Linked DNA regions of Mus musculus: region 2 is linked to region 1. The links are chromatin loops, found by intact Hi-C in ENCODE. Cell type or tissue: left cerebral cortex. All regions are shown on one strand.

The links. Peaks named below come from ENCODE experiments on the same cell type or tissue, not always from the same donor. Only the 100,000 strongest peaks of a DNase experiment are listed, where the experiment ranks them.
Region 2: it touches region 1 in a loop (25-fold over the local background); 24 of 42 quality-filtered maps call a loop at or near these places.

What each region holds. Positions count from the first base shown.
Region 1 is chr4:3,826,620-3,829,119 of GRCm38, forward strand. No RefSeq gene overlaps it. Among named protein-coding and RNA genes, the nearest start is that of Gm32823, 7.8 kb to the right of the region's middle. In left cerebral cortex, no CTCF peak of the experiment used is centred here; a DNase peak (open chromatin) is centred at 1,254.
Region 2 is chr4:3,425,617-3,428,116 of GRCm38, forward strand. No RefSeq gene overlaps it. Among named protein-coding and RNA genes, the nearest start is that of Mir3471-2, 110 kb to the right of the region's middle. In left cerebral cortex, no CTCF peak of the experiment used is centred here; no DNase peak of the experiment used is centred here.

The DNA.
Region 1 (2,500 bases):
TTTTTCTGGAAAAGAACAAAGACATGTCATTACCCCTCCTTTAAGGGTCAAATCAAACTGTCCTGATAATCACCTGGACAGGAAAAACAGCTCTCAGGGTTTCTCTGAGTAGCCCTGGCTGTCCTGGAACTCACTTTGTAGACCAGGTTGGCCGCCTCGAACTCAGAAATCCGCCTGCCTCTGCCTCCCAAGTGCTGGGATTAAAGGCGTGCACCACCACGCCTGGCCCATGGCAACTCTTATTAATGAAAAGATTTAACTGAGGCTGGCTTATAGTTTCAGAGGTTCAGTTCATTTTAATCATGGAGGGAAGCATGGCAGCTTCCAGGTAGACATGATTCTAGAGAAGCTGAGACTTCTATATCTTGATCAACTTCTACATCTTGGCAACCAGAGGACTATCTTCCGAATTGATCGGAGACTTATCACAGGAGACATCAAAGCCCACCTACACAGTGACACACTTCCTCCAACAAGGCTACACCTCCCAATAGTGCCACACACTATGGTTATGCAGCCAAACCACCACGTGTGCTTTCCAACATATCCTGGCACTGTGCCAACAATTGAATCGATTATGAAAAACAGCATTCATCGTTTAACAGTAGCTTATATCTCTTTTCTCAATCTTAGAGAAAATACTTATTGTTCCTGTTCCTTTTGTGAAACTTAATAGTTTTTATCTTTGAAAAGATTTAAACTACCAGTGTTGAGTCTTTTCAGAAAAGACTTGATACTTGACCACAATGTGTTAAACCTTAAGGGAACATAAGTGAAAGACTGATGCTTTTAAAAACTTGACATTTCAAGTCGGGTGGTGGTGGCTGCGCACGCCTTTAGTCCCAGCACTTGGGAGGCAGAGGCAGGTGGATTTCTGAGTTTGAGGCCAGCCTGGTCTACAAAGTGAGTTCCAGGACAGCCAGAGCTACACAGAGAAACCCTGTCTTGAAAAAACAAAAACCAAAAAAAACTTGACATTTCAGTATGCTTTTCTTGGTTTTGTTTTCAAAATTGCAGTTTGATGCCAGACATGGTGATATATACCTAAAGTCCCAGCATTCACAAGTCTGATGCAGGAGAATAGTTAGTTTCAGGTCAGACTGACTTATATAGTGAGACTCTGCCAAAAATATTTTTGTATAGTTTAGTATAAGCATACTTTTGCCAAATGTCTTAGCTTCTTTTTGTTGGGCTTTAAACAGACGAAGTTCCTAACTTTCCTCAAGCTGTGGCTCCAATAATGTGAAGAGGCAGTGATTAGAAAACACAGGAGGAAACAGATGTTTGGAAATTGTTTCATGAATGTCTCCTTTCTCTGTAGTTTCTCATGCTTCTATTTTGGATGAAATCATTTCAGTTTCTACTAAGATTCCTGAATGTTTTGTCAGGGCAAATGTGTTTCATTTCCTGAAATTTAGATTAATACACTTTTAAATATTTATATAGCTTATGTTCTGTGCCAGGCAGTATCTTAAAAATACTTAAAAAATTAACTCAGCTATTTTTCAGGCAATTCCACAAGGTACTTTTCTTAGTTTACATATAAGAAAAGTGAGATACAAGAGTAATGAATAAAAGCCGGGCGTGGTAGCTCACGCCTTTAATTCCAGCACTCAGGAGGCAGAGGCAGGCGGATTTCTGAGTTCAAGGCCAGCCTGGTCTACAAAGTGAGTTCCAGGACAGCCAGGGCTATACAGAGAAACCCCGTCTCGAAAAACCGAAAAAAAAAAAAAAAAAAAGAAAAAGTAATGTTTTCTCCTTGCAGTTGCGGGACACACCTTTGGGAGACAAAGGTAGGGAAGTCTCTAGGTTCGAGGCCAGTCTTGTCTATAGAGTTCCAGGACAGCAAGGTTACACAGAGAAACCCAGTCTTGAAAAGTCAGGGGAAAGAAGATTAATAAGTAACTTAAGATGCATAACAACTGGAGACACAGCCAGGAAAGCCTGTGTTTGGGATTGGCAGTCTAACAGAGTCTGGCCCAGGAGCCCTATGGTGGTGAAACACCGTGCTACTGTCTTTCAGTAAAAAGTATTCTGGATGACTGTTTATATAATATATAGAAACAATGCTTGAGAAGTTTTAAAATAAAATTTCAGCTCATGATAATACACATTGAAATGCCATGTAGAGAAAGCAAGAAATAAAGCTCTGGCAAAAAGAACATATAAATAGACGGTGGGTGAGTTTCACCACAATTCTGGAATGCAGAAAATGAATGTAGGGTGAGCAAAGTAAGACAAAGGATGAGAGTGGCTTCAGCATACTAAATATTAACTTTTTCTTATTCCCTCTTACAACTAAAGTAACAGTAAGAGACACTTTTATGTTTTCATAAGCATTTTACAGGTCATGGATTAATAATTTTCCCCAAATCATTTTGACATTCTAAGATTAAATGGTCATTTTCTTTAGTTTAATGGGTTACCAATACAACTGTAAGGCGTACAACCTCATGGGAAAGCTGCATAGATATATTTAGTGATTTCCTAGGTATGACAC
Region 2 (2,500 bases), 400 kb before region 1:
TAATAGAAAGTATCATATGCAGAGGGAAGGGGCTCTAAAGCTGAAAGAGAAGGGAGAAAGTTTGAAAAGAGTGAGGGGACAACAGGAGGCAACTGACCAAGCAACAGAAGGCTCATTGAGGCAGTAAACTTTGAGTTCTTTTTGACACCAGTCTGAGTCATTTTTCTACTTTTCTTTCACTGCCTGGTGAAAAAGAAAACTGCTTAGTGGATCCAGAGTGAAGGCTTGCTTAGTTATGCCATGCTGGAAGATATGGTGAGTCCTTGGGATACTGCAAGTGGACTGTGAAAATCATGGAATGAAAACAGACACATAATGACAAAGTGTGTATTGATAATGGTAACTGGAGAACGTGTGTGTATGTGTGTATGATATATATATATATATATATATATATATATATATATATATGACAGAGCCAAGAAATCCCTTTGTCCAGGGTGACCTTGAACTCATGGCAATCTTTTTGCTTCTGCCTCCTGAGTGTTGGAGGAAATTACAGGTATAAGCCACTATGGCCAGCTCAAATTGAGATAACTATGTCTTTACCTTTACCTTTATATAAACAACCATTCCATAGCGCCTAAAACATAGTAAGACTTGGCAATAAAAGTTTGAGTTCTGTCCCCAGGACTGTGCTCTGGACTCCCTGCAGTTCTCTGTCTGAGACAGAGCATAGTGTAGATGGACTGGGTTGATTATAGGGTAAGGTGGAATATTTGAAAGAGGTGAGACAACCAAAAGGCCAGTGTGTCAACCTACATTTTTCTAGACAGTTCTATTGACAGTAAATAATATATGCCAACTTATTTTTATTTTGAAATAAATGTAGAGTTTAGAATAATTTTAAAGCTCCTGGAACAAATGTGTTTTCCTGAGAGCTGTTTTTCCTGTCCAGGTGATTAACAGGACAGTTTGATTTGACCCTTAAAGGAGGGGTAATGACATGTCTTTGTTCTTTTCCAGAAAAAAAAATTTACTGAATATTAAGGGTTGGGTTCCTAGAAGTTGGTTTAGGTAATTAATTAATTACTAGTGACCCTCTCAGCAGTTCAAGATATCCTCCCATGGCCAGAGACTTCATCTGGGCAGTAATTATAGGCCATGGTTTCATAGGTTGTTGGCTATGAGGGAGAGCTCTATTGTCAAATGCCCTTCAACCCTGTTACAATCTATGTGTAACTCTAACAGGTTCTGATCCTCTTCTGCCCTCCCCCTTCCCTCCCTCCCTCCCTCCCTCCCTCTCTCCCCCTCCTTCCCTCTCTCCCTCCCTCCCTTCCTCCCTTCCTCCCTCCCTCTCTCCCCCTCCTTTCCTTCCTTCCTTCCTTCCTTCCTTCCTTCCTTCCTTCCTCCCTCCCTCCCTCCCTCCCTCCCTCCCTCCCTCCCTCCCTTCCTTCCTTCCTTCCTTCCTTCCTTCCTTCTGAAGTTGGTCAAGGATGCCTTTTCTGCCTATTTGTCTTGATAAACCTGGTGCTCACTAACTGGATTGGCTAGAGTGGCTGACCATCTCTTCCCTCCCCCACCCCGCCCCCAGCACTGGCATTGTAGGTACTTACTGCCAGGCCCAACTTTTTTACCCAGGTGCTAGTGATCTGAGTTCAGGTGCTCATTCTTGCAAGGTGGGTGCTTTGCCTACTGAGTCCTTTCTCCAGACCCATTGTGATTCTTTTCCTTTTCAAATATATTTGTAATTATTCTTTAAAAATCTCATACATGTATACAATGTACTTTGATCACAACTTGATTAAATCTCTTAACCTTAGGCTTCATGCTAACCTCCTCCTATGGTTTTAAGTATATAATTGGTAGGAGTGATGTTATGATATGTAGTTATGAAGGTCTTTCTCTTGTTTTAGTTCTCAAATTCACAAACATCTGATTGCCTCTGCCTTTCAAGTGCTAAGATTAAAGGCTGAATTGGGACTCCCTTTATAGTTGAGACTGGCCTTAAATTCCTAAGTCAGCCTCCAAACTCCAATCTAGGTACTGGGATTGCAGGTATATACCACTACAGCAGGCTCTTATACACAGGCCTGTACTCTCAACATTCAATTCAAGGTCTGCCTGACAAAGAAAATACGTCACATATAGTGTAGTTCAGAAATGCAGATCCATGAAAAACAAGGAAGCATGTGAAAAGAGGATTAAACAAAAACTAAATAGGTCCCACACACACTTAATTTCAACAAGACTGTGGGTAGTTTCTAACACATGGGTAAATAAAACAAATACAGGGGGAGGAGGGAGGAACTCCGAAAATTGCTCTGACGAATCTGTATTTTGCAGGAGGCGGTATGATGTTACTAAAAAATGGGATTAAATTGGTTACAAAAGTGCATTTTAACCCAGGCAGTCCTTAGAACTGCCTTTCTGTCTTTCTTCCCTCCTGTTCGACTTCCTTTCTTCTTTCTTTTAAAGGAATCTCACCCTTAGCCCAGGTGGCCTGGGGCTCCCTTTGTAGACCTGGCTGACATTGAAGGCTGAGATTAAGGCCTAAGCC